2 separate regions of the Mus musculus genome follow, and region 1 is linked to region 2. A link is a loop called in an ENCODE intact Hi-C map of the cell type or tissue named here. Cell type or tissue: heart. All regions are shown on one strand.

Region 1 (8,000 bases), 170 kb before region 2:
AATAAAAACATTACCACAAAATAATATTAATAAATTCAATTGCATTAGAATGTAAATGGATACTAAAGGCCTTTTGAAAGCACTATATGGAATTGTCTACTATAGAAACTGTCTAAAATATATACAAATGTAAAGAGAGACAGAATCTTGCCTTTGTTGTTGGGACCCAGGGTAGACACTGATTACATCTCCCGAGGGAAGGAATTTTAGCTAAGATATGGAACAACTAGTATCTTGATTTGCTGTTTGTAGATGTGATAATTGATATGATTGCTTTGCAGTAAGGGGATTTCACACGATGCCCCATGGGGGGCAGGACCCCTGTGCATCACTGTCTAATTTGCTTCATTGTTTGCTCGCTTATCCTCTGTTCTGCATTAAAATGATGGAGTTGAGCGGGTCTAAAGGGTCTGGAGTAACAATGACAAGAATGGGTAGAAGGTCAGGAAGAAGATAGCACAGGAAGTTCAGTTTTTGGATAAACTAGATAGTGATGTAAGCGTGAAACATCTAACGGAATGTTTTGAAATAGCCACCATAACTGTCTTGAAGAAACAGAAGGACAAAGTGTCGAGTTTAGTGTGGATGTCATGGATGCTGTTGTCCTTATTTGGATCACAGTGATTGAAGCCATCCATGGTCAACTCTCCCTCTGCTCTCACAATCTCTGTCCTATAGCCATGTTCAGTGATTATGAGCAAGATGATGAATTTGAAAGATTCCATCTCAGCTAAGGGGTAAAAACAATGTCTGATGTCATTACATATACAAAATAAATAAATACACAAATAAAATAGTCTTCAGTAGGTGGACAAGTGAATAGCAAAGAAGCTGCAACATCACTAATGAAGCTCTGTCTGTTTGTTCAGTGACTGGTAGTGAACTAGCTGATTCTAACTCAAAGTGATCATGTGACAATGAAGGTAACATTATTAACATGACAGGAAAGTGCCTCTAAACCACATGGGGGAGGTGTGTAATAGAGCTACCAAAGAAGAGTGCTATGCCTGCATAACAATCCTGTGAGGCTACAAAATCTGATAGATTTCTCAGACACAAAACAAAACAAAACAAAACAAAACAAGGGAGTTCTGATGCCCTTTTCTGAACTTCATGAGCACTGCACACATTTGGTGCACCAACATTCATGCAGGCACACAAATACATAAATAAAAAAATTTAAAGAAGTAAATAAAAATAAAACAAAGAATATAATGTAGTAGGATGTCTCCTCAGGTCTAGGGAAGTCCTTCATGTTCTCTCAGCTGAAAGTACAGGTACAGTCAACAGTGAGCTTTGTAAGTGTGTGTGTGCATTCATGTGTGTGTTTGTGTATGTATGTGTGTGTACTTGTGTGTGTACACTCATGTATATTTATGCAGACACTTGTGTGTGCATGTTTGTACATACATGTGGGAGTCTGGGCATGTGTGAGTGATGGTTTTTATGTTGAGGGCATAGTGAAACTTGCAGGAGTCACTTATTTCCTGACACTGTGAGACTGCTGGGGGGTTGAAATCAGGGTGTCAGGGATGCAAGGCAAGCATCTTCTACCTTCTGAGTGCTCTCGATGACCTAGACTTTCAATGAACATGACCTAGACTTTCAATGAACATGCAATGCAGCTTCCTAGGCATAGACTGAGGCTACACTGTGTTTTGCTGCTCAAAGCCCTTATGATGCGTGGAAAGCAGAGGTACTTCAAATTTTCTTCTCTGTGAAGTACTCGTGTCTCTCTCTCTCTCTTTCTCTCTCTCTCTCTCTCTCTCTCTGTGTGTGTGTGTGTGTGTGTGTGTGTGTGTGTGTGTGTGTGTGTGTGTGTGTGTGTAAAAGCATAAGAACACCATTGCTGATCTTCAGAAGATTCGTCAGGAACAATGGTAATGCCACAGACCACCCACACAGTGAACAGCCAGAGATGCCCTTCCTTCCTGTGCCTAACTGTGTTTCGTGCACCAAATTGCTTTAAGTATAGTATAAAATACCCTTAGACTAGTGCATATTAAGTTTATATAAAACATAATTTTTTAATTTAGACAAAACTCCCAAAGCTGAAACACCTTTCTTGTCCTCAAAGAATCATGGAAATTTGGAAAAACACCAAATTTTCCATTGAGCAAATAGAAAAACACTAATTAAACTTTTAACATAGTGGAGGAAAGGTCAGAGAGATCACATAGTTGGTAAAGTTCTTGTCTTATTAAGAATGAAGATCTGAGTTTGATACCTGAAACCCGCAGTTAAAATGCTGGTCACACTTGTAGCTGTGAATCCCTGTGCTGAGGAAGAAGAGACATGTGGACCTGCAGGAGTCACTGGCCTGCTAGCTTAAATCACTTTGTGAGCTGCAAGCCAGCGAGACTTCCTGAGGTACACAGTGCCTGGCCACCAACGCCTGCAGTCATCTTCTGGCTCCCATACACACGAGCACAGAAAAACACACACATGTGCTTCTGCACGCATGCACACACACACACACACACACACACACACACACACACTTCCAAAAATGTCCTCAATGAGGACAGGATGGATGTAAAAGCCGGAGGATGGGCAGAGTGCACTGAAACATTGTTTTCTGGCCATGGCATTGCTGTTGCCCACTTGAGCTCGGGGAAACTGCAGTTACCCATACAAGACCTTCATAGCTCCACAACTCCCCAGGATTGATACAGGAGAGGCAGGTGAGGCTCCGCCCTGGCTGAGAAGCCACTGACAGTGGTTTCTGGGGAATGGGGAAAGTAATTTTTCTTGAGGGGTGTAACCTCTTGCCCATGAATTAATAAATAATCCCACATTCATGCTCATGCAAGCAACCCTAATAACACTCAGTGGAGAATTAAAAATAAAATACACAAATACGGAAGGAGGAGAAGTGGTGGGAAGAAGAAGGGACGGGTAGTGAATATGATCAAAACATTACATGCATATATGAACTTCTCAAAGACTAAGTAGACAATTTTAGAGTTAACTGCAGAATAGTCACTACGAGCTCATTTGCATAAAGTCTGTTGTCCATATACCAATCTTTTCTTGGAACAAAAATCACATTGCAATACACAGCATGTACTCAGCCGCAGTGATGGGGGATGTGTATTACTTTAATCTGTAGGATTTTTTTCACTAAGTGTTATGCAACTTTAATATTTGAAGATGAAACTAGGACTGGAAAGATGACTGCCTGGGCAAGGCACCTGTTGGCAAGCATGAGGATCCGAGTTCAGAGTCCTGCTATCCATTATTAAAAAGCGAAGAGACACAAACAAACAAACGAAAACCAGACACTGCTGTGTATCTTTAACCTCAGCACTTAGGGAGCAGAGACCAGGAGGATTCTGGGCGCTCTTGGCCAGCCACTGCAGCTGAAACACTGAGCCCTGGGTTCAGTGAGAAAGCCTGTCTCAAAAATAAGGCAGAGAAGCAACTGTGGACAATATCCTGATATCAATACCCATATATGAACACAGGTATACAACACACACACATACACACACACACACACATACACACACACACACACACACAGAGAGAGAGAGAGAGAGAGAGAGAGAGAGAGAGAGAGAGAGAGAGAGAGACACCATGAAAAAGAAAAAAAGAAAAAGGGGCAAAGGCCATTTTTAGCCCTGGATGGTAGAGAGTTTAAGCCAGGGTGCAGGGAGCAGAGTCTGAAAATGGCTCCTCCCTTGTGATGACAGTGTATTTGGAAGGATCTGAGAGGATGTTTCCAAGGAAACTTAGCAATGAAGTCCCAGACCATCATCTCTGACAAGAAGAAGAAAGGAGGGTGGGGTTTCTGTCTGCCCCATGAGAAGATTAAAAAGAGGAAATGAATTAAATTTTACATTAATAACAAAGTAAACATCTTTGTTTAAAACAACAACATTGTTGCCCCTGCAGCTATTGAGCCTCAGCAGACAGAGCCAGACGAGGGCTGCCCTAACTGCCCAGATAAGACCTTGCCAAGAGTGAAAGTATCAGCAAGAGGAAACGTATGCTAGACTACAACAAAATTAATTTCAGTGAGGGTATCACAGAGAACAAATTATCATGTCTGATAACACAGAGTCCTTGTAAGCCAAAGGACAAAGATAACGCTCAAGTTCAAAGACTTGCCGTTTACTTTGCCTTGAGTGGACTACATTTATTCTGAACACAAGAGGAATAATTAAGGATGTTTCCTGTGCTGTTTCTGATATTAATTAAAGCTCACCAAGGAGACCTGATAGGAGAACAATAGCAATGTAGCCAGTCAGATAGGAGCACAGATTCATTTGTGTTGCTTACTGCATGTCAGCTAAAGAATTTGTCTCCGGGCATATTTGAGAGCCACTTGTTTGTGACTTTGGTTAGAAGACTGTGAAGTAAAGTGCATTTGTTTTGTTGACAATCACTATTCATTTTTCATTCTACGGAAAGGAGACAAAGGGAAGCCCAAATGCAGAGGGACACAGCTCGTGGCCAGGTCCTTTGGCAGTAGCCAGTGGTTTGTGACGATCTGATTACCATTGTTTGGCCACTCACATGTGATTGCTTTTTATTTTGGATGTATTCGGGAAGAATGTGGGGTTGACAAAGCACTCAGGAATGAAGGTTTCGGCTCTGTGTTCTCACTCCCAGCTATGACTCATCTCTCTAATGAGGTTTGAGGGCAACTGTGTAACGCCTGTGTCTCAGTGTTTCATCTATAAAATGGGAATGGTAAGCACCACATGAACTACCAGGGGATTTTTGAAGTTACCTAATGAGTGTGAAGGTATTTCAAAACAAATAAGGCAATAAGGACATATATATGTATTGTAATCTTTTTATCTCATTCTGAAAGTTTTTTTGTTGTTGTTGTACAAAACAATGGATTTCATCACGGTATTTTTATACAAATATTTCTTGTCAATAAAGGTTGACAAATGATTTATTTTTAAGGAAGGAAAACATCTCTTGGGAATGAGCTTTCACAATACAATAAATCTCATTTCTCTTGGGTGGTCTTAAAAGACCTGAAGCTAAGTGCTGGGACAGGACAATCTTTCCAGGTTCCATCAGGTTCTCTGACTTCATCACGCCGTGCAGATCTGCTCAAATGTGCACACTGTTCGTTCTCATGTTCAAACAGCAGCAAAGTACCACAGTTCCTGTGCATTTTAGAAATTGGACAGCACTCCTGAATGCTGACTAATGTTTTAAATTGCAACTACTACAGTTCTTTCAAACCTCAAGGAATGTTCATAAATCTTAATCTCAATTAATTTTAGCAAAGCAGTGCCAGGGTCATGTTTCAATTAAAATTTGACCGAAGCCCATAGTCCTTGGGAAGGCAACATAAAGGAACTGCTTTCAAACACTGCAGCGGGAGAGGAGAGCAACGACAATTGAACGTTTGTACAAGTGATCTAATAAGCATATGGATGGGTACGGAGGCCAAAGCTGGCTGCCAGTTCTGCAGCTAATATTTCTAGAAGTCAGCATATGCTGATCACTGTGTTCCTGAAAACGGTTTCAGAAAGTGAAAACAAATGATGGTTCTCTGGCTTTTGATTGGCTATGTGAGCAGCACTTCGAGATCACCCTGAACTGGGAGGAAAGCAAGAAGCTTATCTATAGCTGTATGGGATTGGAGTGAATGCTGGGACTCGACGTCATCACTTTCTGAGTGACTAGCTCTCCAACCTTAAAAAATGAAAATGATCCTTCGATTGTGTATCAATTGCACACATATCCGGGGAGATGAAAACATGGGATTTTGTGTGATATTTCCTAGTGAAAGCTGGAAGAAGTATGATTTTTCTTCACTTCAGGAAACTAAAGCCTCTGGGGATTTCTCAGTGTTTAATTTGGACAAAGTCTGTGAAAGCGTTCAGTATTTACCCTGGTGCCACGTGAAGTGTGTGCTTTGGGCCTGAGTTGTCATTTCGGACTGAAATGTGAGTTTCCATTTGAAAAGATGTAGCTTTGACTAGGAATAAACTGTCACAGGCTGCTGAGGAGATGCCTGGAACTCTCAAATTAGCATCTTTCTAGATGGCCTCTTTCAAGACCACAATGCTTGGAGGAGGTGCAAAAATTGGAAAATTAAGACTTGCCCTAAATAAAAGGGTTGTGCTACATCTGGAGAAGCCATTGCTTTCTTTTGTTTTGAGAGACCTGATTGGAGGCTTCATGTATTTACTGAGCTACTGTGTGTGCTCTGGTGTGAGGTCGTCTCTAACCAGGAGCCCCAGTAGAGAGCAATAGCGGCTCTGAGGGCAGGTGGAGGAAGATGGTGTTTAGTAATTCCACTTCTTCAGCTGTTCTCAAGAGTGTCTCAAAAGAAAGGGAAGTCTCTTTCTTTTTCTAGGGTCTTGGTTAGGGTTTTCATTGCTGTGAAGAAACGCCATGACCATGGCAACTCTTATAAAGAAAAAAACATTTTAATGGGTCTGGCTTGCAGTTCAGAGGTTTAGTCCATTATTGTCATGGCAAGAAGCATGGCAGGCATGGTGCTGGAGAGGCGGCTGAGAGTTCCACATCTGAATGTGAAGTGGACAGGAAGAGAGAGTAAGCCACTAAGCCTGACTTGGGCATCTTAGACCTCAAAGCCCCCAGTAACACACACCCTCTAACAAGGCCACACCTCCTCCAACAAGGCCACACCTCCTAATAGTGCCACTCCTTTATGAGCCTATGGGAAACATTTTCACTCAAACCACCACATGGGGTATGTGGGTTTTTTTGTTTTGTTTTGTTTTGTTTTGTTTTTCATTTACTTTATCAAAGAGTCTTGCAGAAGCATCTCATCTCTCCATGTTACGTTCCTGACTTCAATCCTGTGCTTTTTCACAACTATTTTAGCAACTGAAAATGGTGCTCTCTTGATACAGGATGAAGTGGGCTTGAAAAAAGGCAACAATTTAGGCAAGGAAGCAGATAATATAGTTAAAGCAGAGCAAGAACACAAAGTAGTCTGGGGGTAGCTGCATGGAAGAAGGGATTTCTTGGTTCTAAGGAATAAGAAATTGTTAAAATAAAATAAAATAAATTAAAGACCTGACCGGCTCATGTGCACCAGTACTCTCCCAGCAGAGCTCAGAAAAAAAATATGTTTTTCTTCTTCATTAAAGAGAATAGCTTTATATGACTTTGCTGGCAATGAAGACGTGAGCCAGCAGGACAGCATGGAGCTAGTTCCCTGTCCCTGGGAGCATGCACTCAGCAGATAACTGCCTGCATCTCTGCTGCACAAGAGAATCACTTGTAATTCCCCACCATGAGGTTAATGTGAACTGTGGAAGCTGCCCGAATCAACATCACTACTCCATAAAACAAAGTCAGGCTTAGTCAAAGAGCTGTATCTTCAAAAAGAAATTTTGTAAGGAGACCCAATATTCAAAATATCTACTGGTAGTTTGAATGATTGCCCAAGACCCACTCACTCTTGCAAACCTGATTTTAAGGCATTATAGAAAACCCCTTATTTCTCTGCTATTAGGATCTATCATTTAGGAGCTTCTGAACTCATTGTGAGTAGCATATAGTCAATATTCCTGTAGCCTGGCCATGGAAGAGCCCACACATTGTGTCTGTCATTTACAAACATTCACTGAGTGCCTGTGAGGTGACGGTCTCTGTCCCACTTGCAGCGATGCAATGCTAAATCAGAAAGCAATGCTCCTCGCCATAGAAAAGTGAATGGACCAAGATGAAGCTTTGGTGAAATGACCAAACAACAAAAACATCCACATTGCCCTTCTGCCTTCCCTCTAACAACTCTCTGCTTACCTCGAGTTTCCGTTTCTTCAGTCCTTGAACAGTAAGGCCGGTAATGGAAGGGGAGGCTGAACACACAGCAAAGCCCCTGAGAAAATCTCGGAAGCTTCAGAGCTGTGCTTGCGTGGGCTTCAGAAGAATGCTTCATGGCCAGGAGCGCGGGTCCTGATCACAGAAGCCACTGGACATGGGCACAACACAATAGAAAGCATCCCTAAGTTAACTTTGGGCCACAGCAGACCCAGAGCCTCTTTAAATGA
Region 2 (8,000 bases):
AGAGAGAAAAAACAAAAAAACAAAAAACAAAACTCAAAGGTGGGAGTGGGATATCAAGATGTTAGCAGGTGATTTTAAAAGCAAGAATGGACCAAATGTAAACAGAGACCAAGCTGACTTGATCTAAACAAAAAGAGCAGAAAGTGAAACCCAGGAGAAAAGACGTTCCTCTTGATAGAGGAGGATCGGGGAGTCATCAATGAAAGACGAGAACAAACTTTCTTTTTCTTTCTCCATCTTATTTATTTATTAAACTTTTATCCATGAATCCCAAATTTGATCATATCCACTCCAACTCCCACCAAACCCCTCAGTGCTCCTCCTGAGTGCTCCCCGCCCAGCTTTATGTCTTCTCCTTCCTCCTCCTGCTATGGCTCCTCTTTCTCACCCTCTCTCCCCTTGCTGTTCTTTCCCCTCCTCCTCTTCCTCCCCAGTCCATAGAGTCTAATTGGTGTTTCCTATAGGCACGAGGATGCAAGACCATTCTTAGAGCAACCTGTCAGCAGGTACATCATCAAAGAAAAATGGCCCTTCCTCCCCCAGCAGCCATCAACTGCCAATAGCTTCTCAGATAGGGATGGAGCGGGGTGAGCCCTCCCCACAGCCATGGTTGAACGCTGACTGTCTTGATCTTGCACAGGTAGCCACAGTGGCTGTGCGTGTGTGACTGGAACAGCCATGTCATGGTCAGCAGACACCATTTTACCCACGTCTACCTATTCTCTGGCTCTTGTATTTCCTCTTCCCCCTTTTCCAAACAAACCCTCTTAGTACACAGTCTCTCATTGATGTGACCCAAAACTCTGAGTCTATGACTTTTAAATGGCAGCAATGCAAAACAAAACGAAAATGAACACAAAAACCCATCTACCTATACTAAGTACCCTTCAGTTTTTCTCAACAGTTCAGGATTAGTAAATGATGACGGTCATTATGAAACATTTTCAGAAGATTAAAAGCACACAAACAAGGGATGGAGCGATAGCTCTGTGCTTTAGAGCATCTCCTGCTGTTGTGAAGGACCTGGGTTCAGTTCCCATCACTTACACAATGGCTCACAACCACCTGTAATTCCAATCCCAGGGGTTCCAATGCCCTCGTCTGACTTCCATGGGCAGCAAGCATTCATGTGGTGCATAGACATACATACATACAGGCAGACACATGCAAAAAGTAGAAACAAATAAATCTTTAAAAAAAAATCATTTGAAGACACATACTGTTTTATGCTGAGAAGGGAAAGCACTGGGAAGACATGAGCCAATCGGGTTTGAACTTGTGCTGTGTAGCCTTAGCCAGGTCTGTTTTATGCGTTGGACTCACTCATATTGCCCTCTCTATGAGTAGCAAGTTTTAAAAGCAAGACAGGCTTTTTAGAATCCTTGTAAGGTTAAATTTTTCTGAAAGAACTTTTCATCAAAGGGCTTAAAGACAGGCAAAGCATCTTCTACACACTTGAATGAAAGGGTTCCCCGCCCCTTTCCTTTGCAGCTATCAATAGTTTAAGACAGAAACACATATGGGGAAATCTAGGAAGCCGTTTGCACTCAGTGGCTGTGTCCAGCTGAATTACTCCAGTCCACCTCTTCAGAGCTTAAGCATTAACGGGTGCGAGGGGACTTTTGCTAAGAATGACATCATCACACCCTTTAATGCTCATGTCAGATCTGTTCCCCTACAATGCAGCAATTTTTCCTTTCCTGCTCGCTTCAGTGGTCTTGTCTTCTCCACTCTGTGTCCCTCATCCTAGTCCCTAACTTATCCCTAAAACAGGGTGCTCATTTCCCCTCCCCTTTTCAGAATGCCACACTCCACCTGAGTCATTTTGCTTCCCCTCCCCACCCCCCCACAAGAAAGTGGGCACAGACCCTTCTGTCACAGCATCTATGAGGAACCCGTTTCTCAATTTGCTGTGCTAGGCCAAGACAGCAAGTGGCAGGGGCAGGGGCAGGGGCAGGCACTTAAGGTGCGTGGCAATTGCTGCAGCTGTGTGAGACTATGTTGATTTCGACACCCATGCCTATGGATAGAACTCTACCCTCTTGTCTTCTTTGTGATTGAAGTTCAGCATAAAATAGGCAGAGTTTGACTTTCACAAACCTGATAAAACCCTCTCCTAAAATGTAACTTATTAGTCATTTCCAAATTATGCCAACCACCTATTTACACACACACATTCACACTCTTTCTTGGATTTTGTTTTTTGTGTTTTTTTTTGTATATGCACTTTTTATTAGATATTTTCTTTACCCCTTTCTTTGCTCTTTGTCTCTCCACTTCCCTCTTTCCAGTTCCCCAGTCTTTCCTCAATAATAGTGGAGAGGAGAATCCCTGAAAGGAGACCATTCTAAGACACTTAGTGAATCTAAGATCACCACTGCTTAAGCCCAGGTTGATTTTTTTTAAAAAGACTGAATTTTGTTACATTCATTTTGGAGCATGAAATCCAGTGTTTCTCACTCTGAGCAGCCCTGTACAGATGGAATCTTCTAATTTAATCTATAAAAAACTAGCAGAATGTCCTCATGCCAAGTGACACAGGTCCTCTGACCTTGCCTCGGAGGTCACAAAAGGAGACAGAAGCCAGAAGGCAGGGGAAACAGAAACTCAGGTAGTCAGACCCTTGATCCCTGTGAACTGAATGTTACCCACACACTAAAGGAACAGAAGAGGGTGGGACAGGCAGGCGCAGAGCCAAAGGGAGATGGAGGAAGAAGGCAGGGAAAGCGGAAAGGGAAGAACTGGGAAAAGCAGAGCAATTGTCTCTTCTCCCTCAGATGAAGAAAGCAAGACTTGGAAAGTTGAAGAAACTTGCTCAAGATGTCTGAAGATGCAAGCCATCTGAACCTAGCTCGATCTGACTCTGGAGTACATTCCCCGCCCATCTTATGCCCCAGAGTAGGGTCAAGTGTCCGTCCACTGACCACACTTAGGCCAGTACTCTACCCTAAGCCACATCCAAGCTGCTGAACAAGTTATTTCTGCAAAGAGTGAAAGAAGAGAACAAAATCTAGACAGTGTCAGCCTAGGCTTTTAGGAAAAGTTTAAATTTCCTTAAGAGTAGAGAAATAAAATTTGGGCAATAAAATCAACCTGAAGATCCCCTGGTCTGGCTGGACTATTTTCAGAAGGTTAAAATGAGGATGGTAAACATTAACGTGCAAGTGAAGTTTGAAGAGTTGGAAAAAGCGGGACCCTCTTTCTCCCCAAACCCAACAACAAGCTTCAGAGACAGGCCTCTAATAGTCAGACTGAGGCTGTAAGAATCAGCGGATTGCTTCGGGTTACCCGGGAACAGTAAGGGAGAATGGTTGGGAGCGGCTCTTCCCACCATTACCCACTGGAGTTTAATACCAAGTTTAAGGTGCCAGGAACTTGTCCCCTCTCTCCTTCCTGGGCAGATTCTCCCTTACTGGATGTCTGGGGGTTCATTCAGTGACCGTGAGGCAGACAACGCTCCTGGGTTGGCTGGCTCCGATTGCTTGTGTTGGAACAAGCTGGCTACAGGGAATTCCACACAAGTGCTCCTAGCATTCCACATTCTTGGACGAGACCAGCGCTTCACAAGACCGTGGATGGCTTTGTTATGTCTTATCTCCGAATCTGCAGTTGGAGGCTTTCCTTCCTTTTGCAGGTGCTCCCATTTCCCTCATTATTGTTTATTAGAAAATCTTGTGGCCTTCCAAAGTCATTCTTATGCTAAGGAAGGCCGAGTGTGATAACATATTTGTGTTGGCCCAGAGTGAGGACAGGGCAAATACCAAAAGTCACATAATCATGACTCTAACTGAAAGTGGTGCTTCATGCATAAACAAAAGTCCCCTCCCCCAACCGGGGGTGGGGGGGGGAAGAGGGGGGATGCCACGAAAGTCGCAGACACACAAGAGAAGGCACAATGTCGCTGCAGCAGCTGCTGACGCAACAAATCCCGTCGCTTCAGCTCAGAGAAAGCTGTAGCTGGGACTAATTTCTAAGCTTTGATTCAGGGACTGTGTGTTAGTCGGGCAGTATTTCTCAAGGCAAAATAGTGTCTGATGAGGCCTAGCCTGGATCAAGATGTCAGCATGGAAATATATTGTGGTTGTTTCAATGAGAATTGAGGTGGGGAACATGGCAGCAAGCAGGGAGCTATGACACTGGATCAGTAGCTAAGAGCTTATACCTTATCCAAAAGTTGAAGGGGTTGGAGTGGGTGCTGGGACTGACATGGGCTTTTGAAATCTTAAAGCCTACCATCAGTGACACACCACCTCAGACAAGGCTGCACAACCAAAGCCTTCCAAAAGTAAGGTGGTGAGCAACTGAGGAAGCCATTCAACACCTTAAACCCCAGCATGCAGGAGGCAGAGGCAAGTGAATCTCTGTAAGTTCGAGTCCAGCCTGGTCTACATAGTGAGTTCCAGGACAGCCAGGGCTATACAGAGAAACTGTGTCTTGAAAACAAAACCAAAATACAAAGACAAGACAAGACAAAACAAACAAACAAAAACACTCAAAAATAAAAAACAAGACATTCAACATAGCCCCCCAAAACACATGTTCACATATACACATGAATATATACACACACAAAAAAAATGTAACCAAACATAGACTGGTCCCTCCTCTTACAGAGCATCAGTGGGAGATAAAAAAGATCCCTATCAGATAAACACAAAAATACATCTTCAAGCAAAACAGGAGCACGGCCTAGGAAGAGCAAGCGCCTGTGGGCTGTGTGGGAAGCTGATGAGACAGTATAGTCTCAGGCAACTTTAGCCTTTGCTTCGATCGGGGTTTTTCCAATCACCGGCATCTTAGCACCTATGCTATGCAAGGGAAGTGAAAATACAGGAGGCTTCTGCCATGTAAACAGCGAGTGAAGCAATGGCTGTAAATGGCTTTGAAAAATTACAGCCTTGTGATCCACAAGGCACTCGAACAAAGAAGTTTCAAATGTCATGAACTAAAGCACAAATAACTGTTCTATGCTCCTAAGGAAGCAATCTGAATGAGTAGATTTTGTTATGTAATTCTGAGTAATTGAAATCACTCATAGCAGTTTAATCATAATTTTGTAATTCTCCGTAAGTGAAGCAATGATATGAATGTTAGACAGTGTGAAGCAGCCATGATTTAACTTTTCATTCACTTTTGCCACCAATTTTAAAAGCATGCCATTAATGTTTTGTGCAGTGTGGTTATATGATATATCCACCTATTTGATTAATTATAAAGAGATAAGTCAAACCAATATGAGATGTCTTTGCCATATTGATAAATTTTTTATAATCACAGATCGCTCATAAAATATGAAAGCACTCTAATATATATGCCTTTATTATAAACATTATTTGAACAATATAAAAATATATTTTCTAGATTCCATTTTCATGCCAACCACAATTTGCCTCTTCTAAAATTATAAAGATATTTAAAAGCCTAAGCAGATCTTCAAGTCACATAATGTTTAGCTAACTTTTCAAGTTGCTTTGCTTAGTTTATGGTCACAGCCACTCTGTGAAGTGATCAAAGAAAAAACTAAGGCTTTGAATGGTTAAGTGGCAAGGTCAGATGGCTGGGAAATCACCAAGTTGGGAGGACCAGTTCCTCACTCCTTAGGGTAAGGGTCTCCCTATGTCCCATTCTAAATCACCTAGGAAGAATGTTGTATTAATTGCATTTTTACTGTTGGGATGAGATACCTGGCATAAGGAAAAAGGGGTTTATTTGGGCTCACAGTTTCAGTGCAAAGTCCATCATGTTAAGGAAGGTGTGGCAGCTGGATTGATCTTAAAAGACCCAGCCCAGTGTGGGTGGTACCAATCCCTAGGCAGCTCATCACATTGCATATATAGTCTGGAGGCAGAGGGATGAAGGCTGGTTCTCAGCTTGCTTTCTCCTTTTTATTCACTCTAGGATCCCAGCCCATGAACTATTCGCATTCAAAGTAGGACTTCCTACCTCAGTTAAGGCCCTCTACACATACCCTCATAAACATACTCAAATGTCTATCTCTTAGGTGATTCTAAATCTTGTCCCATAACAATCAAGATTACTCATTGCAGGTGTTATCCTCAAGACAAAGAGTGTAATCTCATTTAATTTCAGATATCCTGACCAAAAGCACCTCAGATGAGAAAGGTGATCATTTCAGCTAGCACCTCCAGGTTATAATCCATTATTGTGAGAAAGCCAAGCCAAGAGCTTCTAACAGCTAGACATACCACATCCACAGGGGCAGAAAGGAATGAATGCATCTATCCTTGTTTGCTTGCTTCTACTCAGCTCAATTTCTCCATCCTTATACAATCAGCATCCCTGCCTAGGGAGTGGTACCACCTACACTGGGCTGGATCTTCTAAAATCAATTATCTTAATTAAGACAATCACATACACACATGCCCACAGGCCAGCCCAATGAAGACACTCTTTCATTTATACTCACTTCCCAGGTGATTCTACATTGTGTCAAGGTCACAATCTAACCATCACAGATATCATTCTTAATAGAAAAGCTGAAAGTTGAATAGTCCCCTTAAGTACTTCATCAAGAATGAATACAAAGCAGTTGGTTATCTTAGTTAACTTTTAACTGTTAATTGACACAGCATGAAGCAACAGGATGTACAACCTCAACTGATGAATTTCCTAGGTTGGATTGGCCTGAGGGGATATCTGCAGGGGATTATCTTGATTACTAATTGATACAGGAGAGCCTGGTCCACTGTAGGTGGAGTCACTCTATGAGTAGGTGGTCCAGGGCTGTTTTAGGAAGCTGTTAAAGCAATCCATGTGCTCATAAGCAACATAGCAAGCATGCTTTCTGCTTGAAGCTCTTGCTAACTCCTCTCGACAGCAGACTAAGATCTGGAAATGTAAGCCAAATAAACCCTTCCCTCCCTTAAATTGCTGATAGTCAGAGTGCATTATTAAAGCAACAGAAAAGAAAGTGGGGCATTAGTAAAAGAGTCCTTTGATCACCAAATGGGATTAGTTGTTTCAGTTTTTCTGTATCGTGCACTTCCTGAAATGCTTTGTGCACCAACGTTTGGACCTGATAACTTGACCAACATCTCCCTCCAGATCTCCCTCACACACTGATGACTAAGCACCAGTTCCAGAGACATCCATTTCACCCACATAAATAGAATAGCCCTATGCATCCTGACACATGTTCCCAATAAACTCCCTCATACTGATCCAGATATGTGTGCCAAAGGTAATGATTAGCTACCAAAGCCCATATAATGGGTATTCTCATTTCTATGCTACCAGCAGTTGAAGAAGGAAATCAAAAGGGCAAAGCATCTTAAGCACAATGAAACTACTGGGAATGTATAAACCAGGATCACCTTGTTACACATGTATCCTCCATCAGTAACATGGAGTTCCTAATGTTTGGTGATTTGGTTGTAATCACAGCTAAGGGGGGAAAGAACAGGACAAAATCACCAAGAATAAAAAGTCTTGCATGAAGAACTGGATAGCTCTAACTTCCTTCTGTTTACATCTTTTCCTTCATCAAAATGTAAAGTATAGCAGTGAGTAGCACCAGAAACAGGTGAGTATGAGAGCTCTAGACCAAGAGCTGAGCAGCAGAGAGGCCACCTGCCCAGCAAGAACAGTGTGGGGCATTGCTTTCTGGACTCATCCATCACAATTCTCAGAGCCTCCAAATCAGAACTAACGCTTTTACAAATGGGCAGATCTATGGGATGATTTGGAACCATGCTTTTTTTTTTAATTAGGTATTTTCCTCATTTACATTTCCATTGCTATACCAAAAGTCCCCCATACCCTCTCCCACCCCCCACTCCCCTACCCACCCACTCCCACTTTTTGGCCCTGGCATTCCCCTGTACTGGGGCATATAAAGTTTGCAAGTCCAATGGGCCTCTCTTTCCAGTGATGGCCAACTAGGCCATCTTCTGATATATATGCAGCAAGAGTCAAGAGCTCCGGGGTACTGGTTAGTTCATAATGTTGTTCCACCTATAGGGTTGCAGATCCCTTTAGCT

What was found. Peaks named below come from ENCODE experiments on the same cell type or tissue, not always from the same donor. Only the 100,000 strongest peaks of a DNase experiment are listed, where the experiment ranks them.
Region 1: a loop joins it to region 2, with 2.6 times the contacts of the local background. A loop is called at or near these places in 2 of 42 quality-filtered maps.

The regions. Positions count from the first base shown.
Region 1 is chr14:46,140,369-46,148,368 of GRCm38, forward strand. No RefSeq gene overlaps it. Among named protein-coding and RNA genes, the nearest start is that of Gm34499, 77 kb to the right of the region's middle. In heart, no CTCF peak of the experiment used is centred here; a DNase peak (open chromatin) is centred at 4,523; H3K27ac peaks cover 437 bases; H3K27me3 peaks cover 448 bases.
Region 2 is chr14:46,314,037-46,322,036 of GRCm38, forward strand. No RefSeq gene overlaps it. Among named protein-coding and RNA genes, the nearest start is that of Gm15217, 61 kb to the right of the region's middle. In heart, no CTCF peak of the experiment used is centred here; DNase peaks (open chromatin) are centred at 2,685 and 3,645.